Regions from separate parts of the Homo sapiens genome. Here all the other regions are linked to region 3. Evidence: read pairs that join two places in POLR2A ChIA-PET (ENCODE). Cell type or tissue: MCF 10A. All regions are shown on one strand. Each heading gives the region's core, and the rest is flanking DNA. Links, peaks and the distances in the headings are about the cores only. Region 1 has its middle 18 kb from the start of SMUG1. Region 2 holds the start of HOXC13 (homeobox C13). Region 3 holds the start of HOXC9 (homeobox C9).

Region 1 (9,736 bases), core at 1,104-9,103, 210 kb after region 3:
GAGTTCAATAAAGGCTAAGCGCAGTGGCTAACTTCTGTAATCCCAACACTTTGGGAGGCCAGGGTGGGAGGATTGCTTGAGCCCAAGAGTTCGAGACCAGCTTGGGCAACAACATGAGACCTCATCTGTACAAAAAAAAAAAAAAAAAAAAAAAAGCTAGGCACGGTGGGCGCACCTGTGTCCCAGCTACATGGGAGGCCAAGGCAGAAGGATCACTTGAGTCTAGGAGGTCAAGGCTGCAGTGAATCGTAATCAAGCCACTACACTCCAGTCTGATTGACAGAGCAAGACCGTGTCTCAAAAAATAAAATTAAAATAAAAACAAAGGTGTGGGCCAAGCACGGTGGCCCATGCCTGTAATCCCAGCACTTTGGGAGGCCAAGGTGGGCAGATCACGAGGTCAGGAGATCGAGACCATCCTGGCTAACACGGTGAAACCCCGTCTCTACTAAAAATACAAAAAATTAGCAGGTGTGGTGGTGGGTGCCTGTAGTCCCAGCTACTCGGGAGTCTGAGGCAGGAGAATGGTGTGAACCCGGGAGGCGGAGCTTGCCGTGTGAGCTGAGATCGCGCCACCGCACTCCAGCCTGGGCGACAGAGAGAGACTCTGTCTCAAAAAAAAAAAAAAAAACAAAGATGTGGAGAGAGGGGTCAGGAACTGACCCGCTACAGAATAATTCTGGACCTGCAATGGAGGGTGCAGATGGGACTGATGGGTTCTGCCCATCTAGAAACCCACCACTCCAGAGCTCCTGGAGGGAGGCAGACTAGGAGCCCTTAGAAGGAAGAGCCAAAAGGTCCCCAACACAGCCCTTCAATCCTCCACCAGTGCCTACTTTCAGAAGGTTGGGCCTGGTTGGTAAGGGCCCATTTAGCCAGATAGTGGACAGCAGATCTGGCCTGGGGCCTGAGGGCATTCAGTGCAACATCAGGGAAGCCTCAGGTGTCGGCATGCCTACTTCATAGTGTCAGTGGCTCTCCCAAGCTTGTGCACTCACCAACTCATCCCACCTACCAGCTGACCCCAGGGCCAGAGGCAGGATAGAGACCAGAGGGGCCTTCTGGAGTTCTGGGGCAAGGGCTGAGGCAAAGGCACACCGAGACCCCCAGGTATGCCTTCACCCCATGCACAGCCACACACACGGCTGGCTCCACAGATGGACCCAGCACACCCTCAGATCTCCCACACACAGACCCTCCAAGCATCCCATCCTGAGAAGATGAGGGACGGTTGGAGTGGATGGTAAGGCCACAGGGCCCAGAGCAGGGACAATGGTCAAGGCCAGGGCAGGAGGGTGCCCCAACCCATCCTTCAGCATCAGTGTGGCCCTGAGGAGCCCATGATCTCTGAGCCCCTGGCAGCACTCATGAAGAGGTCAGGGGATGGGCACAAAGTCACCCTAGCAGGGGTTTGTGGGCATGTGTAAAGGGGGGACCAGGAAGAAGAAGAGGATTATAAGCCTGGAGAGAGACCAGTCTTTCCCCTTGGATCCACACCCTTATTCAGAACTACTCACTTAGGCTATTTGGAAGTTTTTCCAGGCATCTAGCCTCAATCCTTCCTGCTGGAATTGGAGAGGATTTCTCTCTGGGAATTAATTACTCTGGCTTTTTACCTCTGTTATAAACCAAACAAAGAATTCTGAAGAGGGAAGAAGGGCAAAAACTGGTGATAGATGAGAAGAAGGGAGCAGGAGGCCAGGGGAGCCAGGAACAGCAGTGACAGTCAGAGGCAATGTCTGCAGCGCTCTCTCCTCCCCACCTACAAGGGGAGATCAGGGAATATGGACTTTCCTTGGAGAAGAAACTTGGGACAGATGACAGGGAGGACTTCTCAGAAAATAGTTGATAAGCACCTTCTCTGGAGATTAGAGGGAGAGAGAAGAGAGGAAGAGGTAGGTAAGAGCGCAGGAGATGGAAAAAGAAAGTGTCTTGTCCATCAAGAGAAGAGAAACCAACGCAGAGAAAGTGGAGGAAAACGCTATAGACCTGCAGTGGTGGGGACCTAAGATTTTAAAAGTTTAGGATTGGTCGGGTGCGGTCGGTGGCTCACACCTGTAATCCCAGCATTTTGGGAGGCCAAGGTGGGTGGATCACCTGAGGTCAGGAGTTTGAGACCAGCCTGGCCAACATGGGGAATCCCTGTCTCTACTAAAAATACAAAAATTAGCTGGGCGTGGTGGCAGGCACCTGCAATCCCAGCTACTCAGGAGGCTGAGGCAGGAGAATGGCTTGAACCTGGGAGGCAGAAGTTGCAGTGAGCAGAGATCACACCATTGTACTCCAGGCTAGGTGACAAGTGCAAAACTCCATCTCAAAAAATAAAAATAAATAAATAAATGAAAATAAAAAATAAATAAATAAAAAGCTCAGGGTTGTTCCACTTACCTTTCTGGGCTTCAGCTTCCTTCCCACAGTGGGGATAGTAAGCGCCTGTCTGGGGTCTAAATGAACGCCACTCAGTGCCTAGCACTATAAAAACTCAAGCACAGTGGCTTCCCCCAAACTGCAGCCTGACAGAGCAGGAAGGGCCCTGGGTGCCCCCTTAGCCTTCTGGAGGGGTTGTAGGAGGTCCGCCAGCCTTCTGCCTCCACTACCCATCACCTGGCTGCCCATTAGAATCAGGCAGGGCTCAGGGGACCAAATGCTAGGTCCTGACCCCAGGACCTCAGAGCAGTTAGATCAGAGGGGTCGAGGAATCAGAATTGTAATGCTCCCAGGTGCTTCTAAGTCATCTCCTGAGAACTCCTGGCTTAGCCTCATGCTGTCATATTTCAAAGTACAGAAATGAGGCCAGGAGAGGCAGAGAGAGCAACCTGCCCAGCTCACCATCTACAGACCAGAACCCCCATGTGCAGGAGGGGGTTAGTTAGAGAGGGCAGGGAGGCATCTCACTCCTCCTCCATGCCTCCTCAGCTCCTGACTCCAGAAAAGGTCTGTCTGGCCTTTCCTCTCTGTCTGGTGCTGCTGGGACCTCCCTCCCACTCTGGCCCATGGACAGAGCCCTCCTCTTTCAGTCACCCAGACCTGAGGTGGGCTCAAGCTCTCATGGCCATCAGAGCACCTCACACATAGGCAGTGCTCAGTAGGCATTTATGGGATGAACAACTATCGGGTCTCCACCCAGGGGGCAGGAACTTTCCTAAAGTACCCAGGAAAAGGCTAGGAAGAGAGCTGCTTGCTCCTATTTTCTCCAGTCTGAGTCCCAGCTGAGAGCTGAGATACCGTCATTCCCTCAGCCACCTGAGCCCCATCTGGGGCCAGGAGAGCTGCAGGACCCAGCTCTGCACGCCTGCTCTGTGGTGTGGTTGCCCTGGTAAGCAACTTGACGAGCAGCTCGTTCTCCAGGTAAATGTGAGGCCAGCAGACCTCCCAGAAGGACAGACAGTATCATCGGCATGAAAAGACCAAGGGTTGTGAACACTCCACTACACTCCCAGCTGAAGGCCAGGGGAGAGATTAATCTGAATGCTGCCACTGAATGCAGGGGGGAGGTTCTAGAGGCCCCCATCCAGTCTGGCTCCTGCAGAAGGTCCATTCCCACAGCCTGGATGAGCCCCACTTTCCTGTTCTAGGACCTCTCAGACAGGGAGGTCCCCTCTGTCAGCCTCTGGGTGTTGTCTGTCCTAAAGGTCTCCTGCTGAAGAAAGCCAGGCTCAGGTCATGGGAAGGTCGGATTGAGCTGGAGAAAGGGATAGTGAGCTGGCCATGCAACTGGTCAATGACCATTCAAAATCACACCTGTGACTCTGAGTCCTGGAGGGCTGGGAACAGAGTCAACCAGAGAACAGAGATGAGATGAAATGCCAGGGCTGGGAGAGTAGAGACAGCAAGAAGCAGAGGAGGTGGGGAGGAAGGAGGGAGAACCCCAGACAAACAGGATGAGGCCAACAAAAGGAGTGCAGCCTGCTCCCAGGTGCCTCAATGGTGGTGGCGCACCCCTGTAGTCCCAGCTACTCGGGAGGCTGAGGCAGTAGAATCACTTGAACCCGGGAGGCGGAGGTTGCAGTGAGCTGAGGTCACGCCACTGCACTCCAGCCTGGGCGACAGAGCGAGACTCTGTCTCAAAAAAAAAAAAAAAAAAGAAAGAAAGAAAAAAGAAAAAAGAAAAAAAAGAGGGAAAGGAAAAAGGAAATGCAGCATCTCAGGCCCTGCCGCCAGACCTACTGAGTCAGAATCTACATTTTGACAAATCCTAAGGTGATGTAAAGTTTCAGAGCACCAGACCAGTGGATGATTAAGTGCATGGGTTTAACATAGAGCCCCCCAGAGCTCTGATAGAGGCCTGGTCCTTCTGCTTACTAGCTGAGCTTCTGTTCATTCATCTGCAAAGTGGAGATAAAACATATGCCACAGGGTTATTGTGAGCAGCCAAGATCAAATGAGAAGTGCTGGGCACATGCTGAGCATTCCACAAGCAGCCAGAGGTGGTTACTGGGGGTATGGCTAGCACCATCACATGGGATCCATCCTGCTTAGTACTCGTCACTGGGTTGGGATGGCCTGGTTGCCTGCTGGCTGTGCAGTCTTGGACAAGGTCCTCCACCTTTCTGTGCCTCAATTTCCTCATGGGTACAATGAGAATAGCTAGAGTGCCTCCCTTGAAAGATCGATGCGGGATTAAGTGATTAAATGATCTGATGCGTGACAACGACTACATGTGGTCTACAAAGGTTGGCCACAATAGTAATCACAGCAGCTTTCACTATCATTACAAGAGCCCCAATCTCCAGACACCTGGATTCTAGGGAAGGTAGTGAATATCCTTCATTCAGCTGGTCAGTTGGGCCATGAGGAAGAGGCTGGTGCAGAGACAGGGAAGCCAGAGAAGGGGAGGACAAGGCCTCTTCCAGGAGTTAGCCCCAGCAGTGGAGGTGGGGGGAAGCAGGCACTTGTTCTGAGACCTGGGTTTCTGTGTGGTACAGCAGACACACCCACTTCTCATCAACTCAGAGATGCACACCAGTAAGAATGGTGCAGTAACCGTCTGAAAGCTCGGCCATGAGCTCACCGTGCAAGCCTGAACAAGCACGTTGCCCTCCCTGGGCTCGGTCTCCCCAGCTGAAGATAAGGGGATTGGCCCATTAGACAATCTCTGAGTCCTTTGGGGCCACAGGACGCTGATTTGGTGGTCCTGGTACATTCTAAAACACACAACTGCCCCTGTACATGTCACAACATGGGTAACAAGGCAAGACACCCCTTCCCCACCTCATCCTCACACACGGAAGCACGGGAGCAGGAGCGAAGCATCTGGGAATTAACCTAGACACAAAACCACTGGGCCCTTCCCATCGCCCTCCTCGGCCTTCAGCAGGGCCAGGTGAGCGCACACCCCTTCCTGGAGGTCACAGTCTGGGCATCTGCTTCCCTCTGCTGGCCAGAGAAGGGATGGCAGCCTGGTCTGCAAAGCTAGACTTGGGGGCCTGGCCTGGTGGGAGGTGGGATGTCCAGCATTCATCCTGTCCTTAGAGTCGCACCACCAGCCGCCTCCTGGACCTAAGTGAAGGCTGTGAAAAGGAATAAGTAGAGGAAAGCCCACCAGCTGACCCAGATCTCTCTGCAGGGAAGAGAAACCGGAATAAACAGACACACTAATATTTATTACATTAACAGACAATTAGATCGCATTTAATATGACTCAGGCACTGTCCTAAGTGCTTTACAGATCTTACCTCATCTAGCCTCTGAGATAGGTGCCGCATTATTCCTCATTTTACAGATGAGGGGGAATAAGATAGAGGAGCCCCAAAGTTACGCAGCCAACAGATTCAAGTGGGTGCTGCGCCACCTCCCAGAGAGGAAGGGGCCAAGAGAGACCAGGTAGGGGTGGAGACACTTAGACACAGCTACAGAAACATGACAGAAGTCTCTAGAAGAGCAGAGGAAGATGGGGGGAGAAGTGGGAGCAAAGGAGGTGGGGGAAGGGGAAAAGAGAGGGCAGCAGGATGGCTGGGAAGAGGGAGGGAAGGGAGGTGGGCTCCCTTTTGACCCCAGGCCCCAAAGATGCTATCAGGCCAGACCCACCGGAAAATCCTTCCTAGATCCCTCCACATTCCAGCTCTGCTGGGCTGGTTTTACAGCCTCATGGTGCAGCCGGACACTGTTTATGGCAGCTCCATTCTCTGCCCCTTGTCTCCAGGCCCCAAAGGCATCTGGCCAGGCTGGGGGAGGCTTGTGGAGGCAGGGGTCCCCCGCCCAGCTTCCCAGCCCCTCCTTTGAACCCTGCTGGGTGCCAGAAGGAGGGGGCTGCCTGGGCACCACAAGGGCCCCTTCCAGGCTCCTTACATCGAGCCTGGGAGGGAGGGGGCCGACTCCCCCAGGCATGGGCCACCTCGAAAGGACCACTGAATCCCACCTCTGCCAGTTCCTGGCTGCGTGATCTTGGGCACATGATTTAGCATGATTTGACCTTCCTCAGCCTCAGTTTACTCTTCTGTAAATTGGACATAATAGTTCCTCATGGTTATTTTGAGAATTTGACATATATATATATAATAATTTTTTTTTCAGATGGAGTCTCGCTTTTTTGCCCAGGCTGGAGTGCAGTGGCCCAATCTTGGCTCACTGCAACCTCCGCCTGCTGGGTTCAAGTGATTCTCCTGCCTCAGCCTCCCGAGTAGCTTGGATTACAGGTGCGCGCCACCACGCCCAGCTAATTATTGTGTTTTTTAGTAGAGACAGGGTTTTGCCATGTTGGCCAGCCTAGTCTCGAACTCCTGACCTCAAGTGATCGGCCGGCATCGGCCTGCCAAAGTGCTGGAATTGATTACAGTAGTGAGCCACTGCGCCTGGCCATAGAATGCCTGTGTTCTAAGGAAAGGATGAATGGAAGAAGAGAGATGAAGGGAAGATCCTAAGAAGGGCTTAGCAGGGATGCAGGGCAGGGTTAGCTCAGGGGAAAGGAGCAAGAGAAAATAGAAGACACCTCCTTTCCAGCGGTGTCCTAGCCTGATAAATACTGGGGAGGGGGAGGACATGGAGATGGAGGAATATCTGGGATGCCCCTAGAGACATACAGAAAGGAGGGCCAGGCCGGGCGCGGTGGCTCACGCCTGTAATCCCAGCACTTTGGGAGGCTGAGGTGGGTGGATCAAGAGGTCAGGAGATCGAGACCATCTTGGCTAATATGGTGAAACCCCGTCTCTACTAAAAAAATACAAAAAATTAGCCAGGCATGGTGGCGGGCACCTGTAGTCCCAGCTACTCAGGAGGCTGAGGCAGGAGAATGACCTGAACCTGGGAGGCGGAGCTTGCAGTGAGCCGAGATCGCGCCACTGCACTCCAGCCTGGGCGACAGTGCGAGACTCCATCTCAAAAAAAAAAAAAAAAAAAGAGAAAGAAAGAAAAAGAAAAAGAAAGGACGGCCACCAGGGATGGGAGGAAGATGCCCTCCACACATGCACTGAGGGCGAGAAGAGGTTAATTGAGTCTGTCTGCAGGCAAGATAAGGCTCCCACAGAGCTGGAGCTAGTTCCCTGGAGTGTCTTCTAGATAACACTCAGAACCTGGCTGAAGATGAACAACTCCCAGGGAGACTCTGGAGGGAAGAGCAGGAAATCTCGGGCACTCTCACTCCACCCTCCCTACGCCCCCATCCCTTACAGAGGGAGGTGGAAGTCAGAGAGAAGAACTTGTGAGCGCTGCTGCACTACCCTAAGGTGCTGAGAATCCACAGCTCTTTCCATCCTCCGTTCTTCCCTCCCCAGTGCCCATCAGGTGCTTACTCAGAGGTGGTGCTGGGTGCTTTCATAAGAGGGTAAGTCAATCTCAAGGGACTTTGGATGCTAGCCCTTTCCCCAGAGCCATTAGCAACAAGTCCCTGAGTGACGTCAAGGGCCGCCAGGCTATGGTCTCCTCTTTCAGCACCCATGGACCCTCCATGAGGTCCGCTCTCCCCACTCCACTCATTTTCCCACCAACCGCTCCCTCCCCATATCACCCTCCCCAACCACCAAGAATTCCAAACAAGAGGCTGGGTTCCAGGCCCCATGTTTATCTCATGGCAGGCTCTGTCATGTCAGGAGCTGCCCCTGAGTCTGACCCCCTGCCCTGCCCCCAGAGCTCTGCTGAGAGGATACACTGAACAGGGATGCCCAGTGGACAGGCCTGCAAGGACTGGGGCCTGAGGAGCCTGGGGGTTCCATATTCTCACAGCAGCCTGAGCCCCAAACAGGTGGGATCGGGCATGTGAGGGCCTCTTCCCTGGCCAATTTCTGCAAGGGCTTCTCAGGACCCAGCGGCCACCTCCAGTCCCTTCCTCTTCCTAGGTATCTTTCCATTTCTCCACAGCTTCGATTTGACTGGTCATTTGATGTAAGACCCAGGAGATGGAGCTGCCACGGCCACCCCTCAGCCCCTCCTTAGCCCAACCGTATCCTGGAGCTGCAGGACCCAGGTTCTCAGATCCAGGCCTTCCCCTTCCCCTGCGCCCTCTCAGAGTGGGGTCTTGCAGAGGAGCCTGCAAAGGGGGCACCAACAGGAGGCATAAACAAACAGTGCATGGGAGAGGAACTGGAGATACAAAAATAAAACTGACCTCAAGCAGGTCATAAACAAAGCGGGACCCACTGTAAATAAGGGTGAAATTTACCATAAACAGAAAGTAAAAGGGGCTATGAGCAGAGGGCCTTAGGGGGGTGAAAAGCATGATCAGTGCCCCCTCCCCAAGTGAGCAGTGGAAGGAAGGGGATCTGGGAGCACCTGGCCCAGGGAAAAGGAGGTCTGGAGAAAGGGGCACCTTGAGAGGCAGGAGTTTACTGTTATCCAAAGGGATACCACACAGGGATATGAGTTGATGGGATCTCCAAACAGTAGGAGGCATGGAGGTGGGACTTGCAGAATGATTTCCTGGTGTCAAGGATGAGTGTAACCTGCCATCACTTCACCATCTCTTTTTATCCTCACTCCCCTCCTTCCAACCCTACAGGGCAGTGGACAGAGTCTTTGGAAATAGCTCGAGGAGAAAGATTCTGAAGCTGGAGCCCACTCCAAATCTCAGGAAAGAGAAGGTCCTGAGTAGGATGGGGAGTGTGGAAAAGAAGGCCCGGAAGGGAATACCACCCATCCCAGCAAGACAAAAACATAAAGTCAATTCAAAGGTAAAGAGCTCATTCTACTTTTCCTCCTTCCCTCTTCCACTTATTTCCTGTCTCACCTTGCACTTCCTCCTGTCTCTGTTTTCAGCCTCCTCTATTTTTCCTTGCTTCTGGTGGCATCTATACCTCCCAAAACATGAGGTTCAAAGGCAAAATTTTTAGTGAATCCCAGCATTGCTCTCTTATATCAAATGACCAGTCAAATTGAGGCCGTGGAGACGTCTGGCACATTTAGGAATTGCTTCTGTCTCAGTCTCACCCTGGTACACACACATGCACACTCACACACATTGACACACACACTCACACACATTCAGGCACTCACACACTCGCACACTCACACACATTCATACACTCACATACACTCACACCACACACGCACACACATTCACACACTCACACATATTCACACACACCATACACTCACACACTCACACTCACACACACACCACACGCTCACACACACATACACACACGCACACATACACACACTCGCACACACACTCACAAGAGCACGTTCTCTTCACTTTCATCTCCATGTACATGTCTCTGCCTCCATGTTCTCCATCCTTCTGAACTCTGGAAGTCAAGAGGGGAAGGATGAAATTGATGTCTGCCTTTGCAAAAGGATCCAGGTA
Region 2 (9,736 bases), core at 634-8,633, 63 kb before region 3:
CTGCCTCCCTTCTAGGAGCCTCAAGCCTAAACTTTAAAAGGTGAAGGTAATGATCGAAAGTGATAAATACCTTTTCCAGGCATTCGGTTTGTTGGCTTTCTGACCAAAAGGGGCTTTTGTTAGGTCTGTACGAGGAAGCCAAATTCAGCCCCCAGCAAATACTCCTCCACCTCTTCCCCATCCCCCCTCAGCTCTCTTGTCTAATTTGAAAATGAACTTGGACTTCCCTCTCAGACAGGCCCTAAAACCGAGAGAGATTTTACTTGTCTGTTTCTGAAGGGCTTCCTAAAAGGGGAAGGGTGTTTAGTGGGAAGGGAAGGGGACAGGAGGCCTTTTCCCCCAGTAGAGGACAGGGTGGGGGTAGGGGATGTAGTGAAGCCAGAAGGCGGGAGGAGATACTTTGTTAATTTCTTAACTCTGTGTTTATTCCCTGAACTTCTTTTGTCAATGAAAGGTAAGAGTAGGGAGGGGGCCAAGTGACAGACTGAGATATTGCCCAAAAAGAAAAGGGGGTGGATGGGGTAAGGGCTAGAAAAGGGCTGAGGAAGGAGGGGATGAGGAAGGTTGGGGAAGGGGCTCTGTGATGAGCTTGGCAGGGCTAGGAGCGCGGGGAAGCTGTGAAAGAAAGAGGACTGGGGTTAGGGACTCCAGAAGCCTCCAGAGGAGGCATTCTGACAGTTCTCCATGGAAGGGGCCACTTGACGTCCCCCGACCAAACCCAGTACACCACCAAGCAGAGTCTGCAGCTGGGGGCATCCTGGAGGAGAAACCAGGAGAAGATTTGTGATAGCCTAAACTTGGACCCCCTGTATGGATCCCTGCAGAGCCAGAGAGGAAAAGGTCTTCCGGGTGACCCCAAACCTTAGCCAGCACTGCAAGTCCTAACTAGGCAGCAGAGAGGAATGGATTTCCCTGATATCTATCACAGGAAAATAAGTGGGGCCTGGAGGTAGGCAAGTTTGGGTTTAAGAGCGGAAAACTCTGAAACAAGGAGCAAAGTGATGCTTCAGCTACCCTGGTCCCATCTTCCCTCAAGCTGGGGGCCTAGGGAGGGAGAACACTAAAGGTGGAAGATGCCAGGATGGCAGCTGCTGTCCAGGAGGTGAGTTCCCAAGCTAGTAGAAGAGGCCTAGTTGCCATTTTCAGAGGCTGGGCTGTGGGAGTAGAGAGATCAAAGTAGAGCAGGTTCCAGAGGGATCCAGGAGCCTGGGAGGAGGCATCCATGTCTGCAGGGTCCATGGCTGCAGGGACGAAGGGACCTCCTGGAGCCCAGAGAAGTGGAGGGAACGGAAAAAGGAGGGGAGGGTATTGGGCAGGTCCAGGGAGCTGCAGGATCAGCCAGTTTTCTTTCCTTCTCTACCAATATCACCCTCTGCAGCCCATCAGGAATTTTCTCCAAGCATGTGGGAGGGTCTTCCCACACTGACACACCCTCAAGGGTATACCCCCTCATATGCCCTTTCTGAACCCCCAATCCCTTCCTATAAGTGGCCTCTCTCAAACATCCCTTTCTTGGCTAGCTCAGGCCCTGTCTTCCTCTATCCTCCACAAATCTCCTCTTCCATCGGCAGCCTGAACCTTGGACAGGAAAGGGCCCCCAAACCCTTTGCCTGCCCTATAAGGCCCCAAGTCTGGGCCAGAATCCAGACCCCATGGTGGTGAGGCTCTTTGTTCTCCTACAGCCTCAACCCACCCCCACCTTTTTTAAAACTGGAATTTCTCCCATTAAAAGCGGGTTGGGGGAGCAGGAGCTTCAGCGCTTTAAGCTCCCCCCCGCCCCCCGCCCATATGGAGGAAACAGAGAAAAGGGCTGCAGGGAGAGAAATCATCTGACACCTAATTTTCAGAGGAGAAAATCTGGGCATTGAATAAGGGACACAGAAACGCCATTTCTTTCATCCTTTTCCCTAGCCTAGCATTGAAGCTACACCCAGCCCTCAAATGTGTGCATCAGGCTTGCACCCTCCGCTTGCAAATGTTGCTAAGTTACACCTCTGACTTCGTCTTAGATACAGTGGGGCATGAATTCCACCCCTCGACTTCAAAAAGACACAGACATCTGCTTCTTCATTTTTCTATATTTTCCTGGGGGATGTCTTTGTAAGTAGCGTAGGAAGAACATGTAAATTAAAAGTGTATACAGACAGACAAGCAGAGACCTTTATTTGCATACAGAGGATTTAGGCAGAGAGCTGGGTATCTTTAGGAACTCATTTGGGCTGTGTCCACAAGGCCGTGTGCTGAAACGGTGCAGGCAGCCTGCACCCATCCCTAAACTCACAGGCACGCAAGCGCACGCGCACACGCACATACACAGACGCTTCCCGTGAAAAAGCATATTAAATATCTCCTTTCTGTGTTGGATCATTTAAAAGAAAACATTTCAGAGTTGAACTTAGCCGAGAGCTTGGTTCATGAGCTGTAGCTGAGGGCAGAGTGGCTTCTGCCGCTCCGCGGTTGTAGAAGTCCCTTTGAAAAAGCAGCCGAGAGCAGAGCCGGGGCTTCCCGACGAGGCTGAGGAGCCGTTTTCCATTTTCCTTTCGTATAATTAAATGCTCCGTCTTTCTCCGCATACCAGCAGCTGGATTTTCTCTAAACTTCATCCACAGTCAAACCTCACTGCCTCATCCCCGAAGGCCGGCGGGGCGCGCCCGGGTGAGCACCGCAGCCGAGGGTTTCAGCGCCAGGCCCTGGAAAGGCTTTCTAGGGCGAGATCGCCTTGGAGATGTAATTACTACGTTTCTAGTGGTGCATATTCTCCTGGAGTGTTTAATTTGATTTTACTTGTGTCTCAGCGAGATCCACATTTTTTTTTCGGGGGAGGGGGAAGAAACCACCCCAGGCTTAAAGTTAATTAACCAGCAAGGCTTTACTTTCCACCGCCCTCCTGCAGGCTCTTGCCTCGGCGCCTCCCTTCCCGATCCCGGCTCGCCCCAGACTTGGAGACTGCGTTTGCAGGCGCGAAAGGTCTTGGGGAACCAAGCAAAAGAAGAGGGAATTGTTCAGAGCAAGCGGACTTCCCCAGCCGCCTTTAGCGCCCTTAGCCCAAACTTTCCCCTCCAGCCTTCCCACTCCTCCAAGTCGCTTTAGGGGCCTACAACTTCGGCTGGTCTTCTTGAGGAAGAGGACTATGGTTCCCTTTCTTTCTTCTCGCCACTAAATTTTGGCCGCATAGTGCTCCTAATAAATGGAATTGTAAAGTTGCCGGATTAATTAAATCTATATCTCATTGCAATAGGAATAGTTAATGCCCTCATATAAACCTGGAAAAGACCATACTATTAATTTTATTTATTGCTTGGCCGCCCTGCACCCAGATCCTTCACGCCGTTCTGGTTCCCACTCCCGCCATTCTGGTTCCTACTCCCAAAGGCTGGGGACGTGTCTTTGAGTCCTGGCCCGCGGAAAACGGGTCCGGCGTTGGGCCTGACCGGGGAGGGAGCCCCAAGAATGGGGTGGGCGTTTCAGGCCCTTTGTTTCTCCTGGCAGCCCTGCAGAACCCTGTCCACAGCGCCCCACTACTTCCACCTGGGAGCAGCACTTCACAGAAGGGGAGGCCAGGATCTGGGTTCCACTTCTACTACCCGCGGCTGGAAAAAGGCAGGCGTCTCCACCCACCCACCCCCACCAGCCAGGCCTTAGGCAAGGGGGCCAACGTCATACAACCCAGTCTAGACTTGGCCAGGCCCTGTTTGCTCTCCTCGTTTTACCTTGACCTTGGACTCCAGCAGCAGGATAAGCAGTTTCCTAGCAGAGCCGGCTCCCAGCAAGACCCTATCTTCCACTGGGCTCATCTCTCCCCGCCCCTCCCTCATTGCCCTCAATGCACACTCGAGCTGGTCTCCTTATGTCTTAACTCTCTTTCTGTTGTATTTTTCCTCCTAATGCCAGCCCAGCCCGCAGCCTGCTTTCTGAACTCTGAGCTGACCCTTCTGGATGAAGATCACGCAGATAAGAATTACTATCCTAACTCACCGATGTCCGGGTGCTCTCAACCGTCAAACACCACCTTCTCCCCACAAAGAGGAGGGAGGTGGCCCGAAGGGGTTTCTGCAGACCTGTCCATTTGCTCTCCACTTGAGGGGTGCAGTAGGTCTGGCTGAGCGAGGCGCTGCTCTGTGGCCATGGTCTGTGCGCTGGCTGCACACGAGCACTCAGCATTTAAAACCTGTGGCAGAGGGAGGAAAGAAGGAAACGCTGCAGCCCCTTTCCCCTCTTATTTTTCTCTCTTCATTACGATTTCTCAGGGAGGTCCTGTGCTGAAAGGGAACTTGACTCAATTCCACGGAGATGCTCCCTTAGAAAGGGGTGACTCTATTGAGGCTCCTGACAAGTTGGGAGATTGGGAGGAAAGAAGGGAGAGCTTTTGAAGAATCAGTAAGTTGGTGTTAATTTTTTCTTTGAAATAGGGGGCAGTTTTAGATCATGAAACTATTCCTCACTAAAAGAGGGTGACCTAAGAAAGCCGTGGGAGCTCCATTGCGGGTATTCAAACTGGGGACTGTGTCATGTGGCTTAACCCAGGCCCCTGAGGGCAGAGGTGGGTTCTGCAGGGTCCCCCAGAGTGGCGCCAGAGAGAGGTCCCTCCAAAGGTGTAGCACTGAATCTCCCCCATTTTCCACGTTTTCTTTTGTATACCTATAGAAAGCGCGCTCTCCTTCGCATCCAGGGCTTTTAGCTTTCCCAGGCTGAATCTTGCGCCCCCACCACCCGCATTTCTTTGAAAAACCTCACTCTGAGATTTTTTATTTCTATTACATATTGAAATATCAGTCTATTCTATTGCTTTTATTTCCCTCGTTTTATTCTTTCTCCATTTATTGCCGAGTATATTCCATTGCCTCTCGATCCCCTGCCCCAGGTGATGAATTCTGTATTTGGGGGTTGTCACACCCCTCTCCGCTTGAGAAAAATCCAGCGAGGTAAAGCAGAGTGTCCTTTTCAGACATCTAGAGTTTTGGGGAATGTGGCTGAAGGTAGGAAATGGAAACACAATCCCGGCATCAAAGGCTCGCTACGCAGCATCGGGTTCTTTCCAGCCGCGAGCGGAGGCGAGCTGCCAGGGCCAGAGCGCTCCTGACTGTTTTCTATTATCTTCATTTATTATTTTTTAAAACCTGGTTTCTTCCCCACCCTTAGCTTCAAGCCCCAATCCAGAGACTTCAGCAGTCACAGTGATCGGCTTGGCGGTAGGGGGTCTGTCTCTCCGGTGCACATCCTATGCCTAGGCGGAGGCGCCCAGTTACAGCGCTCTCCTCCCTACACCCCTTTGCGTCGGCCAAATTCAGCCTCCCCCCCCTCCCTCTCCCTCCCTGGGGCCTGCCGGGGGCGTCTCCCTGTCCCTTTAAATCTCCCAGCTCCCGCCTCCTTTGGCCTACCTGAGATCCAATCAGCACAGACTTTTTCCCTTTCGCCCCGCCCCACCTCGAGGGGAGGGAACCCCAGGAGACCTGGCCGGGGCATCACGTGCGCAGAGCGGGTCACGTGGGCGCGGGAGGGGTGCTGAGAGGTGGAGAGCGGGAGCCGGCGGATTTCTTAATGAAGTGTCTCCGCATGCGTAGAGGGAATGTAGGGAGGGAGGTGGAAGCACTAGGAGGAGGGGAGGGGTGGAGAGAAAAGAGGGGAGGGATGGGGGGAGGGGAAACAGGAGCGAGGTGTCTCCCTAGCTCGCTGCCTCTGGCAAGTGGAGTTTTTAAAAAGCTCCAGCAGATCATGTCATGACGACTTCGCTGCTCCTGCATCCACGCTGGCCGGAGAGCCTTATGTACGTCTATGAGGACAGCGCGGCGGAGAGCGGCATCGGCGGCGGCGGCGGAGGAGGAGGCGGCGGCACGGGCGGAGCGGGGGGTGGCTGCAGCGGAGCGAGCCCCGGCAAAGCCCCGAGCATGGATGGTCTGGGCAGCAGCTGCCCGGCCAGCCACTGCCGCGACCTGCTTCCGCACCCCGTGCTGGGCCGCCCGCCGGCTCCCCTGGGCGCCCCTCAGGGCGCCGTCTATACGGACATCCCGGCCCCGGAGGCGGCGCGCCAGTGTGCCCCGCCGCCCGCACCCCCCACCTCGTCCAGCGCCACCCTGGGCTACGGCTACCCCTTCGGGGGCAGCTACTACGGCTGCCGCCTGTCGCACAACGTGAACCTGCAGCAGAAGCCTTGCGCCTACCACCCGGGCGATAAATACCCGGAGCCGTCGGGCGCCCTGCCCGGTGACGACCTGTCCTCTAGGGCCAAGGAGTTCGCCTTCTACCCCAGCTTCGCCAGCTCCTACCAGGCGATGCCCGGCTACCTGGACGTGTCGGTGGTGCCCGGGATCAGCGGGCACCCGGAGCCGCGTCACGACGCCCTCATCCCCGTCGAAGGCTACCAGCACTGGGCTCTCTCCAATGGCTGGGACAGTCAGGTGTACTGCTCCAAGGAGCAGTCGCAGTCCGCCCACCTCTGGAAGTCTCCCTTCCCAGGTAAGGAAGGGACCCGAGCGCCGCCGCCGCCGGGGACCCCTCCCCGCCCTGCCTGCCCCGGGGCTCCGCGCCCCAACCACCCCCGCCGTCTGGCCCCGGCGCGCCCGCTCGGCTGGGCTGCCTATGGAGCCGGCCGGGCGAGCTGCACTGAGGAATGCGCCGGGGAAGAAATCTGCTCCGACACGTTCTCTGTAGCTGCCCGGCCGAGAATGAAGCAATCACAGGCGCCCGAAAGCCGGGCCGCCGGCTCTGCTCTGTCCGGTAGCTCGCCTCCGCCTCCCCTTGCAGGCTCCAGCCTCCCGCCGGGCTCTTGGCCCCTAAACCTGCTTCCGGCAAGGGATGGGGGCGGGGTGGGCCTATAGTGCCTTGGAATCCAGGACAAAACCCCCAACCCACCGAATAACTGGGGAGGGCGGAGAATAAGAACCCCCACTTTCTTTGACAGAATTCGCAGGATCGTTCAGGCACTAGACAGTATTTTTTAAATAGGGGACTAATTTGCTGGGGTCTACAGAAATGTGAGATTTATTTTTTTCCTTTCCTGACTTATTTTAAAAATCTGGCCACGAATTTCCTGATTGTTGAGGGAACAGAAGATCCAAAATCTCTGGAGAGGGAGTGGAGAGGAGGCTAGAATCCCTCCCCAGCATTGTAAAGTTTTCCTTGCCTCTTTGGTATATTGAGCTCAAACCTATAGACATTTCCACTGCCAACTCCCCCATATGTGGTCGAGAAAGAGAGTTAGTTATTGGTGCCCCAGACACAGAAAGAAGGGCGTGGGGATGAGAAATGGGAGAGGAAGACCTGTTCAAGACCTGTTCAGGGGCTTCTGGAGTCCAGACCCAGGCTGGGGACCCCTTGGTCTTGTCTGGCTAAGGATGGGAAGGGAGAATTCATTCCCCTCTTGTTCCGTCTCCAGTTGAAGAGAGAAAGGCTCCTGTAAATCCCACCGCTCTCCTTGCGGACAAGACCAGTCCCAGGTTTCCCAAAACCACACCAAGAGCTTTGGATCCTGCCTTGTGCTGAGAAATCAGGATTCCGGTCTAGGGAGTCCAGCATTTGAGTCTGTTCTCCCTGTAAGCAGAGCTCAGTGGGAGAGCGTTCTCCCTTCTGATACCTACAGAGGTCTTTGGGGGTGGGGGGCCCAGGGCAGCCACAGATGTCTCCCGACAGTGCCCAGCTCCCCGACCAGCTCCACGTGCCAAGCTCAGGGATGTTTTCCTTGGAAAGCATAGACCCAAAGACCTCCTAAGGGTGGGCCTGAAATTCCTCTGCATACGGAATTGGAAGAAGAGGTAGGTGGTTTAAAAAAAAATACTGAGTGATATTAGAGAGTGTAGCAAATAACATTCTTGTGAATATTATGAAATTACTTAGTATAACACAACTCAATACCAGGGTATGACCTACACTAGGCACCCTGACTTCTGATTGCCAGAATTAAGGATGGTGCAATTTTAGTACATGGTATTATGCATCACCTACCCTGTATTGGCTGTAATATTTTTATATAATATGATTTCTTTTATTAACTACCTAATATGAAATATACAATAATAGATTTCTAGAAAGACAATTCACATGTTCATAATACAGCAATGTATTTTAGAGAGATGGCCCTTTAATTCTCTATCTCACCAAAACACAAAGCTTCTTAGGAGATTGGGGTCCAGCAGGAATTCCTGGGGCAGGGAAGCCAATGGGCTATGCCAAGGGGCTAAGGGGTAAGGGATCAGGTGCCCACCAAACCCACTGTGGATTGGGGGCACAGGCCCAGAGCAATGTGCAATGGGTTTAGTGTGAAGAGGTAGAAGAGAAGGAGCTGTTCTATGTATGAATGTGGTGTGGAGTAGGGGTGAAGGATTGGAGAGAAGCTGAGAAATATCTTTGAGCAAAATAAACATCTCAAAGATTCCTAGGACACAAAACAAAACAAAACAAAACAAAACAAAACTCCACTAAAAATAAATACTTTTTTGATCACAGCCTCCTAGAGAAAAATATCTTTGAAATAAAAAAAGTATATCCCAATTGAGATTTAATACACTTGCAAATTATGGCATGGAAATGGATATAAAACCTAGCATGCCTCAGCAGCTATGTGCTCCCACAATCCCCGTGTGGAAATAGAATTGGGCTGATGTATCTCAGTGAGTGCAGAGGTACAGACAAGAGGCAGACGAATAAGAAATTATCTTCAGACACTCTCCATCTTTCTACCCACTCAGAGATCTTTTAGAAGTAGTGAGATTTCAAGATAACTCTGTCTGTGCAATTGTGGTTTGTTCGGCAACATGTAGGCATAAACACTGCTGTCTCTCTACAGTGCCTCTGGCTCTGAGAATCCTCATCTGTGGTAGTCTGGGCTGGTGTGGGAGATGGAGGCAATTGTTCAGCAAGATCCAGATAATTAGGGCCAAGATGTGTCGTGGCTTCTTCCTTCTCCCAATTATACAGACTCTTGCTTTATTGCTCTGGTTTTTTTTTTTTTCTCCCTACGGTGAGTGTAGACTTTTTTTTTTTTTTTTTTTTTTTTTTTTTTTTTTTTTGAGAGAGAGAGAGAAGCAGAAATTCCAGGAGAGAATCAGAAAGGGAGAAAAAGAGAGATGGGGTTTAGGAGAGAGAAAGAGGGAGAAAGAAACAGTGGGCTATTTGGACCACACTAGAAGTCTTTACTGACAAGCCTTTGGATTTGGGTTGGGAAGAGTAGCAAGCTGGATTTCTAGCTGGACAAGGCACTCTTCAGAGCCCAGAGCTTGCCTGTGGGGGGGCGGGTGGTCAAGGGTGGGTGGGCTGTGGGGAGCTGAACAGAGGGGCCCCGAAGCCCAAAAAGAAAGCCATGGCTGAGCATTGAGATGATTTTTATTTACTCCTCAAAGGTGTCTATTAGGTTTCCAGGCATGAAGTCATTCGTGTATGTGATCTGGAGGGAGACTAGGGAAGGGGTGATTGTAAGATTAATAACTAAGCCCCCACTCACTTTAGGCAGTGTACGCACATCTCCAGGTCCAAGCTACCAGATGTTTCTTCATCTCTACATACCATTTCCTTTCCAGATAAGGCAGCAGACAAAGAAAGGGGGCTTCTTTGAGAAGGCAAGACTGGAGTTATTTCCCCAGGAGGCCAAACCAACCTGCAGTTGGTCTGATCCAGGACAAATTGGCTAAATCAATCCTTGGCATCCTATAGAGAAAAATAACCAGTTTAAACCAGTTGTCTACTTTTTAAACTGATTTTTTTTAGGGTTGATTAAATCTCATTGGAAATTTAGAGCTAGAATTTA
Region 3 (9,736 bases), core at 1,223-9,222:
GCTCTAGCTCTGGGGCGGCTCCCCCTCCAGCCACTCCCAGGCTGGAAAACCAGACCGCGTTGGGGGAGCCGGAAATAGCCCCGCTTGCTGCGGAGCGTCAGGGCGGGGGCGCCGGCGGGAATGCAGGCCCGGCAGGCCGTGGCTTTGAGAGAGCCACGTTCACAGGCCCTGGGGATTTCACTCCTGCTGGGCCTCGGGACCTGACTCCTGGTGTGTAGGGATCCCAGATACCCACCTTGGGTGGGGGCAGGACGCGGGTTTCCTCGCGGCAGGCCAAGAGAACTCAGTTTCTGCTTCCAGCGCAGGCCTTAGCTAGGAGGAGTTGTGTGTGGGTGTGTTTTTCCCAACAAAGAGGGATCAGGAGAGAGAAGGGGGGAAAGTAGAGGGGAACCAGGGAGGGGGCGGGGAGGGGAAGAGGGCAGTGGAGAGGTGAAATGAGCCCATTTCAGGGGGAGAAGGAAAATGAAAGCAAATGGAGTACGGCCTTCTCCGCGCAGGGCGGGTGCTGACGAGCCGGGAGCGGGCTCCCTGCCTGCGGCAGCCGGGATGGCCCGCTGGGGACACCGGAGAAAGCCTGTTTTAAATTTAATCCGAACTTGACGGTGTGGATTGAACCGGAGGGAATTTAAATCACTAAAAGGAAGGCGCGGGGCAGGGGGAGGGGACGACTCTAACCTGTCTATCTTTCTGTCTGTCCTTCCCACGGTGCTAGTTTGGTTGTGGCCGCAGCTGCCCAGGTTTCAGGTGATGGAGTAAGGGTGCCCCTCCCCCTCAGGGGTCTCTCCTGTGCCCAGTGAAGTCTTTTGGGGGTGGGAGGGAACTCTAAGAACCAGAGTGAATGCACAGCTGCGAGCTAAAGCTGGGGTTTCCCCCTCCCCAACAAGAACTCCCAGTGGCCTCCAGTCCCTGGGTTTGCCCCAGCGGTGCTGAGGAAAATTGAAGGGAGTATGTGGGTGAGGGGAAGTCTGGAGTATGGCAGAAGATTCAGAAGGAGTAACTGAACCCCAGGAAGACAGACCTTCCTTCTTGGTGCCCCTATATCCTTTGTGCCCCGCCCCCCGCACCTACAAACCTGGATTTGAGGGAAATCTGCAGGTCCGCTTCAAAGCCCTGGTCTGCCACCCACACCCCTCCAAATGTGGAGAATGGGGGCTACAGGCCACATGCAGTTGTGGACCTGCGGAACCTCCGCCCAGTGGACTCCGGAACTCCCAGCCTCTTCTAGCCCCCCTCCCCAAGGCCGCCTCTCTCCGAAGGGCGCAGGGAAAATGAGGCATTGGCTGGGAAGGGGCTGTGGGCGAGGCCTGCTTCCTGATCCACAGCCGTGCCTGCCTCTGAGTGGGAAGAGTTCGGAGGTCATAGTCCCAGAAAATAAAATAAAATAAAGGAAAGCGACAATCTCCTTGGTTTCACAGGGGATTTCACGGCAGCAGGGATCCCGCCGGTGAGCCTCACTGCCCGCTGCTGCCGCCTCCGCAGAGTGGGCAGGCAGGGTGCGCAGGCAGCTCAAGAGTTGAAAAGAAGGCGGTGTTCAAAGGGGGTAGGAGAGAAGGGGGCATCTCTTTACGGCCCCAATGTCTATTTGAGGAACTCTCCCAAATAGCAGAGGCCCATAGGGGAGGCTCCTTAGGGACTCTTTCCTCCAGGAAAGCTGAGGCTGGGGCAGCTGGCCTTGTCGCTTGGAGAAGACGCAAAGGAAGAGCAGGGGTGAAACCTCTTTCCTCTTCTGTTTCTTCGCTCCTTGAATAGAGCAGGGCTCAGCCCCCAGCTGCCTAAGCGGCTGTCTGGACCAATATGGGGTTCTATATCCCTGAGGCCTAGAGTACCCATCCGAGCAAGTCTCCTGGGAGGGGCAGGAGAGGAGCCCTCTTCCGCCTTTGTGTCCAGACAGAAGTGGCCGCCGCGCCCGGAGCCGGTCCCGCGGCAAAGGCCCGGCAAGCCAGCGGGCTGCACAATGCCACGGCTGCTCCGCCAGCTCGCCCCTGCCCCGTCCTGCCTGCCTACGGCCGCCCTTCCTCCGCCTCCCTCTCTGCACGCCTGCCTTTCCCGGCTCTCCTATCTCTTTTCATCTTGCCTTCCTTCTTTTAATTCTCCCCCTTTTTTCCCTTTATTCTAATGCTCCGCTTCCTTCTTTCCTCTCTTGGGCCTGACTCCATGTTTCAGTTGGTCTGTCCCAGGCTGTCTCGGGTTCAGTCTCTCTCAGGCTCTGTCCCCTGATGTCCTCTTGGTCTCAGTCTGGCCCCGGGCCCCGCTGAGGGCTAAACGTCTCTGCTCATCGCTGCCAGCAGCCGCCCAAGTGCCGGGCCCGGTCCTCAGCCGCCCTGGGCTGGGGGAGGTGCTGGCTGTACTGGGGATTTGGAGAAAGCCTCGGCAGGGGGACTGGAACCTCCTGTCTTTTCCTTGAACTAGTGAGGGAGATTTTTTGATTGACAGCTAACCCAACTCCATCAAGGCCAAAGAGATATTCTGTTTCTTGTTGTAAGTTGGGCTTCCCAGCTCAGTCCAGCTCAAGGGAGGGGAAGACAGTGGCGCCAAGGAGCTGAACCCCCAAGTCGCCTCTCCCCAACCAAACACATCCCTCATCCTCCCCCATGAGTTGAAATCCCAGCCCCGTTAAGCCGCCCCCTTAGACCAAAAAGGAAAAGGAAAGAGCCAGAGAGGGGGAGGAGCAGAGACTTGGGAGGGGGCCTATGGAGCTGGGGTCGGTGCTGCCAGCTGCAGCTGTCTCCCCCTAACTTTCCTCCCCCCGGAACACACATACTATACACACTCTCCCCAGCCCCTCTCCACCCCAGAGGAGAAAGATCCATAGAGACGCAGGAGAAAACTAGCCCCCGCCCCTACCCCTGGCGTTTGGTCCCCTCCTGGGGACAGGAGAGGGAAAGAAGGGCAGGCGTGGCCGGGTCTGGGAAGACTCCTACCCTGCTGCCTCCAGAGCCTGCATCTCAACCTCAGCTCCTGTCTATTTTCCCTGGCCACAGACTGGGACTCTTCCTTTCTGACCCTGAAATTGCACCCCTCCTTTAAATTCACTCTACCCTGCCTAAGTGCACCATATTTCTGGGGGTTTCACCTGTCCCTTTCTCCCCACCCCCCAGCCAACCTCCATGCCCCCTCTTCTTCACCCACCCTGATAATTTCCTACTTGACTAAAGCCCCCCTTTACTACACCACCATGGGACAGTCTGATGCAAAGCAGAGGGCTGGGCACAAACCCTCAATTGAAGGAGGAGGGTAGCAACCAACTTATTGGGGGGAGGAATCCAAGTTGTCTGATATTCCTCTGCAATCACACTGCCCCCTCTGGAATTCCTGCATCCGACCCCAAAGAAATTGCTTTCTCCTGTTCCTCCGTTGCTTTTTTCCCGTTCCAAAAACAGCCTACAATTTTATTTAATGAAAGATACATTTATGAACAATCAAATGATCCTCATAAAAATTTTATTGAGGGACGTAAAAACAAGCTACTTGCCCACGACCGAGGTCGCTCTTTTGCCTTGCCCGCTCTCACCCTGGCTCTCTGCAGACAGAGCCCGGGAGCGACTTTTTGGGGGGAGTGGGGGTGGGGAAGTGTCGCAGAGATGGAGTTGGGGGCAAAGGAGGGTGCGCAGGAAGATGGGATGGGGACGCCCCACTTAAGTTGTGTAGATCTCTCCTACACTTCTTCAAGCTGGCAAAGAAAGATAAATAGATATAGACAATAAATTTAAAATAAAGGCGCCTGTATATCTGTGCCAAAGCAAAGAGAAGACTTCTGAGGCTGCTGATAAAGGTGTATGAGATCCTGAGGTTCTACCCCTCCCACCCAGGGACCACCTTCCCCAGGCTTCCCCTACCCCAGATTTGGGGGGCAGAGTTGGCCAGTGGCAGAAGAACGCTCCCCTTCCCTCCTTCCCTCCCTGTATCTCAGCTTCCCCAGTCCCCTCCCACCCTCCCTCCCTCACCGCCCCTGCTGCTCCTGAAAGAAATACATACATACACACTATTTAAAAACGCATTTTTAAAAGCCACGTTCCGAACTGACAATCGCTGATCTCGGCTCGCGCAGAGACTGCGGGAGCGTCGGGGCCGACAGAGACGGATTACGTCAAGAAATAGTTCCTCCACCTACCTCGGTCGGCCTCCCCGCCCCTGCGGGGCTCCCGCGCCCAGCTCGGCCCTGGGGGTCCGAGAACCCTGGCTTCGGGGACTGGCATTTTCACCCCATTAAAAAATCCTCATGGTTGGGGGGAGGCCATCTGCTTATGGGTGGACATGGGCACAGGGGCTTCTCAGATGAGCTAGGAGCCGTCCTGAGGGGGTGACCGGTGCCTTGGGTCCAGAGTTCCGGACCCCCAGGAAATCGCAGGTCGCGGGGAGCAGCAGAGAGAAGGGGGTGGGAGAGGGGGAAAAGAAGGCAAGGAAAAAAAAGCCCCTGCGCATTGATCCGCGCCGTATTTTTGGGTAAATACGATCACGTGGGGGCCGGGGAGCCAATGAGCTGTGGGGAAAAGGCTGGAAAAATAATTACCTGACTTGATTGTTCTGTGAGCAGATAAAAAGTACATATACAGTTCATACAATAATCTTATGTATGTAAAACCCCGTTACGATGTCGGCGACGGGGCCCATCAGTAACTATTACGTGGACTCGCTCATCTCTCACGACAATGAAGACCTCCTAGCGTCCAGGTTTCCGGCCACCGGGGCTCATCCCGCCGCCGCCAGACCCAGCGGTTTGGTGCCGGACTGTAGCGATTTTCCGTCCTGTAGCTTCGCGCCCAAGCCGGCAGTGTTCAGCACGTCGTGGGCGCCCGTGCCCTCTCAGTCGTCCGTGGTATATCACCCGTACGGCCCCCAGCCCCACCTCGGCGCCGACACGCGCTACATGCGGACTTGGCTCGAGCCGCTGTCCGGCGCCGTCTCCTTCCCCAGCTTCCCGGCCGGGGGCCGTCACTACGCCCTCAAGCCGGACGCCTACCCCGGGCGCCGCGCGGACTGCGGCCCAGGGGAGGGCCGCAGCTACCCGGACTACATGTACGGCTCGCCCGGGGAGCTGCGCGACCGCGCCCCGCAGACACTGCCCTCGCCCGAGGCGGACGCGCTCGCCGGCAGCAAGCACAAAGAGGAGAAGGCCGACCTGGACCCCAGTAAGTTGGGAGCAATTTTCCTTTACAACCGGCGCGGGAGGGGAGGGGAGGACGGGCGGGGGCAGCCGAATTACAGCCCTCCCGAACCGTGCAGGGAGCGCGGGAGAGGGGCGAGGGGGCGAGGACTCAATAAAAGCGAATTACCTTGGGGAGCTTTCAGGGGCAGGAGGTCTGAGAATGGGGCCCAGGGAGACAGGTTGGGAGAGGGCCGAGGGGAGCTCCTCTCTCAGGAGCTGGCTTTGATGAGAGACCCCTGCCCCCTCCTCCCAGCCCAGGCTTTTTGGCTCAGTCACCACTTTCGAAGAAAGGCGGACAGGGCCAGGGGATGGGGCTGGGGGCGAAGTTCAGTTTATGATTTGAGATGGGACAGGGAAGAGGTGAGGAGGACACTGGGGGCACAGAGGAGATACCCCCAGCGAGAATGACCCCTGCTTCCCAGTCAGCGTGGAGGTCCTCACCCCACTAGAGATTCACAAAACAGAAGGTCCATGGACTTCTCCCCCAGGAGCACTGGGTGAGGGGTCTGAGGTATTTCGAAGCCTGAGAACTTGGAGAGATCAGGACTTTCAAAGAGAAGTGGGGATAAAAGTGGGGTCTGAGCCTCCTTAAACTTGAGAACCCTCTTCTGAGGGTCTTGGAGGGGAAGGATTGAGAATGGGGATCAGGGATGAGGAGTGGGCATCTCCCCAGATTAGAGAATTCTACACACACACACACACACACACACACTCACTCTCACTCACTCACTCCAATCAGGGAGACAGGCGCCTTCTGAGGATTGCACAGGAGGGCTAGGGTGGGGGGCAGGTGGGAGCTGCAGGGCCAGAAAAAGGGGAAAGAAGGAGAAACAGCAGGGGAGGGGGTGCAGACCCCTGGGTGTGAGGAAGTGTCTGGGGGAGTCCCAGGAGGGGGCTGCAGGAAATCTTTTCCTCCAGCCCCATAAGGGGCCAGGGCCTAATTATACTCCTCTGAAGGCTTCCCTCCCTGCCCTCAGCTACTCCCATAAACCTGAAATTGGAGGCTTGGCTCCTGCAGAGCCTGTCCTGGGGCTGGCAGGAGGGGGGCACTGGAGGCCAAACAGGAAAACTAAGATATAGGGGAGCCTGTCCCCAAGGCCAGCGGCTCTCTGGGGAGAGGAGAAAGACTTTTCCCGTCTCAGCATCACCCTGAGAATTCGCCTCAGCAGGGTTGAACTCCAAGCGGGAGGATGGTGCTGCAGAGGGTGGTGAGGGGTTTAGGGATTCTCAGGGTCAGGAAGCAGAACTGCTAAAATTTCAGGACTTGGTCGTGGGCTGGGAGGATGGGAGGGGGCAGAGGAGGAGGGAGGTGGGGAGGAGAGAGACCTTGCTATAAAAATAAAAAACAAGAGAGAGAAGCGTTTATGGGCCTATGAAACGGTTGGGAATTTGGACTTTTTATGAGGATATTCTCAAATTACTACTCTTGAAGCTGAGGACCAGACTAGAGGGGCTTTGATAGCTTTGGATTTCCTACAGTTTTAGGTGCTGGAAACTGAAAAGGGGGAAGCTGGGGAGGGGACAGAATGCAAAACGAGGAAGGAGGAAAATTCCTAAAGCAAAATGTGTCCAAATTCAGGTTCAGTTATTGCATTTGGGGAGCCTGGCTAAGTCTAGGGGTAGAGTAGCAGAAGTCCTGGGCTGGAAAGGGGCTCCACTGACCCCTGCTTGTGTTTGGCCCTCCAGGCAACCCCGTGGCCAACTGGATTCACGCCCGCTCCACGAGGAAGAAGCGCTGCCCCTACACCAAGTACCAGACGCTGGAACTGGAGAAGGAGTTTCTCTTCAATATGTATTTAACCAGGGACCGTCGGTATGAGGTGGCCCGGGTTCTCAATCTCACCGAGCGGCAGGTCAAAATCTGGTTTCAGAATCGAAGGATGAAGATGAAAAAGATGAATAAAGAGAAAACCGACAAGGAGCAGTCCTAAACCCTACCCAGCCTGCTGCCTCAGCACAGCCAAGGGAAAAACAAAAACCCCACAAAATACCCCAACACAGGCGGGGGAGAGACGAAAAAGAAAAGGAAAGAGCAAGATAGACAAAAGCCAATCAGCTTAAAAAGAAAAACAAGGAAGGGGAAAAGAAAACTCTTGCGATTTGGGAGGGTTCAGTGTTGAGATATTGGTGTTTTAGAGTTAGTTCTACCCAGCGAGGAGGAGGCGGGGAGAGAAACTGCGTTCTCTTTCCCCAGCGCAACCGAAATAAATGACACATACAAATGTGATTTTTTTCCTCCTTTCTTCAGAGAAGCCAGTACTTGAATCGCTATATTTCTATTTTTTTTTCCCTGTATCGTATTTGGTCCAGGTCATCCCTCCCCGGGCCTGGGGCGCTCTGCGTGCAGATTTTGTACAAAAAAAAAAAAGACACACACACATACATGATAATGATTCCCAGCCCAGGAGCTGAGGGGTGAGGGCTGGGGACCATGCCGCGGGCTAGGTCGGGCCCGTGCAGGCCGGCGCCTTGGGCTGTACATAGTGTTCCCTCTCATCCCCAGGGTTCGTCCCCAGCGTCCGTCCTGTAACGTGCTTCTGTTTGTTATGGTAGAACAGCCCTGTGTTAATATATTGAAGTCACTTAACCAGAAACCCAACTGTATCCAGTTCTCGTTATTTCTCCTCCCTGTGGTTCCCAGTCTGCTGTTGTGGAGGAGGCAAGTGCTCAGGTCATCTAGCGGAGGCTGGAGCCAGAGAATGGGCTCCTTCTACCTTGGAAGGGCAAACGTCTGCTTCTGCAGCTGCTTCTCTCCAGTCAGGGAGGGGTGGGGGGTCTCTGGGGGTGGGGTGGAGGCTGCTGAGGCCCAGGCCCAGCTTGTGCTTTCCCCGGCTGGCTGCCTACAAGTTTCCTGGTGGCTAGATGGAGTGCGCGGGAGAGGCACGGCATGAATGGCTTTCCTTGGCTGTAATTAATTGTAATAATTTATGAGTACATGAGATTGGAGGGAAGAGATAGGTGAAGATGAAAGTTGGGTGCTGGGTGAGGGCCCAGGCTGGATTCTTGCCTGGCGGCATTGGTGCTTTGGTGCTTCCAGGGATGGCTGGGAAAGAAGGCTGGGAGGGGGCGTGTGACTAGGAGGAAGGCCAGGCAGGCCTCAGGGAGCAGGACAGGCACTGGGGACTGCAGTGGAAGAAAAAGAAGAAAAACACAGTGAGAGAGAAGAGATGGGACATGGAAGGAGAGAGGAAAGAAAAGAAGGAAGAAAGGAAAGGAAGGAGGGAAGGAGAAAGATGGCAAAGCCAATACAATCAGAATTAGATGTAGTTTCTACTTCTCAATGCAGTCTCAGCTCCTCGATCCCCTTCTCCTAGTTCTTTTCTTCCCAATCTCTGTCTCCCCTACTCTGGTGTTTAGTTTGAATGTTTGTCTGGGGGTGACTGGGTCACGCTGTGCAGCTGCAGCATTTCTGGGGGATGGTGTGCCCAAGGCCCAAGGAAGCTGGCCAGAGATTAGCCAGGAGTGGGGTGCTCCCTGGTGGCCGTGGGACCCCAAGCGCAAAGATGTGGGGATGTGTGTGTAACAGTCCGGTGGGGCTGATCGGCTGTACTGCACCCCAGGGCGCCTTCCTAGAACCAGCAGTTTTAATCTGCTAATCAGAAGCAGACACAAGCTGCCGGGTATGCCTCGGCCCAGCGCCCCCTTTCTCGGAAATCCCCCAATCTGGAAACTGTTAAAATCAGACTGCTTGAAATATAGTCATTTAATATCTCAAGCTGCCCATTCTGCCAAAGGTGCAGGGTGTCGCTCTGAATATTTGGGGAGATACTCCGTGAAAAAAAATAGAGACCCAGCCCATGTGCTGCTCCCCGTAGCATCACCTTACAGGATGGTGAGACACTTGTAGGGACCAGCCCCTTCCCCATCATTTGAATCTCCTACTCTCTCCTTCTATTAAAACTCCAATGTCGGTGGCTGGAGGAGGGTAGGAAGGGGTGAAAATTTTGTTTCGATAATACTGGGGGGCAATCAAGTCGCAACAAGGGACTTCGCAGTCGCTGAAGCACCAGCTCCTCTTTCGAGCTTAGGAGACCGCCTCCCCAATTCCAGAAGCATTGTTTTCTTGGTCCATTTGAAAGGTGTTTTGCCTATAGTTTTTCTCCTTCCTCACACCTCTCTTTGGCCATTTTGCTGTTCTGGAACTCTGACTCCTGTTCCCCACCCAGTGGAGGCCAAGACACCCCTCTCTCCCCTGGTCGGGAGCGCTGGGATGCGGGCTTCTCTCCCAGACCGAGAGCGGCGTTTCCGGGCTTCCACCCCGCCCCTGCTCCCAGGCCCTGTCGCCTCCCCTCAGCGTCCATCAGCGCGGCCTGCTTCCTGCAGCCGGCCTGAGCGGCCTTACTGCGGGCAGGAAGGAGGGCCGCGGGCTTGGAGGACCCTGAGGAAAGCATGGGATGCAGAACAGGCCCACCCGGCCCGGCCCACTGTTCAATCCCAGCCCAGCCTGCAGGTCAGGATTGGAATCATTTTTTATTCGCTATCATTTACGAATTAACAACACAACACGCATCTGGGGAAAGAAATGAAAGCTGGGGGTAGAGAGGGGCTAGCAAACGCCCTCTTCCCCTAATCTTCCCCTCCCACCTCTCC

What was found. ChIA-PET counts read pairs that join two places held together with the same protein. Peaks named below come from ENCODE experiments on the same cell type or tissue, not always from the same donor. Only the 100,000 strongest peaks of a DNase experiment are listed, where the experiment ranks them.
Region 1: POLR2A ChIA-PET joins it to region 3 with 11 read pairs; 28 of 35 experiments call an interaction of 5 or more read pairs at or near these places.
Region 2: POLR2A ChIA-PET joins it to region 3 with 32 read pairs; 5 of 35 experiments call an interaction of 5 or more read pairs at or near these places.

What each region holds. Positions count from the first base shown.
Region 1 is chr12:54,202,603-54,212,338 of GRCh38, forward strand. No RefSeq gene overlaps it. Among named protein-coding and RNA genes, the nearest start is that of SMUG1, 18 kb to the left of the region's middle. RefSeq lists a silencer at 7,943-8,237. In MCF 10A, for the core only: a CTCF peak has its summit at 5,394 (motif pointing left); a DNase peak (open chromatin) is centred at 5,359.
Region 2 is chr12:53,933,190-53,942,925 of GRCh38, forward strand. HOXC13 (homeobox C13) reads left to right here and starts at 5,642. Exons shown (of 2, transcript NM_017410.3): 1 at 5,642-6,453. The coding sequence starts at 5,718. HOXC13-AS (HOXC13 antisense RNA) reads right to left here and starts at 6,454. Exons shown (of 3, transcript NR_047507.1): 1 at 6,282-6,454; 2 at 3,976-4,168; 3 at 2,139-3,180. In MCF 10A, for the core only: CTCF peaks have their summits at 5,931 and 6,132; DNase peaks (open chromatin) are centred at 5,452 and 6,652.
Region 3 is chr12:53,995,598-54,005,333 of GRCh38, forward strand. It overlaps HOXC9 (homeobox C9), which reads left to right and starts at 4,564. Exons shown (of 2, transcript NM_006897.3): 1 at 4,564-5,129; 2 at 6,833-7,740. The coding sequence starts at 4,592. The coding sequence ends at 7,077. HOXC-AS1 (HOXC cluster antisense RNA 1) reads right to left here and starts at 4,413. Exons shown (of 2, transcript NR_047504.1): 1 at 4,112-4,413; 2 at 3,425-3,670. HOXC-AS2 (HOXC cluster antisense RNA 2) reads right to left here and starts at 1,188. Exons shown (of 3, transcript NR_047505.1): 1 at 1,073-1,188; 2 at 236-312. RefSeq lists an enhancer at 1-188. In MCF 10A, for the core only: no CTCF peak of the experiment used is centred there; a DNase peak (open chromatin) is centred at 4,444.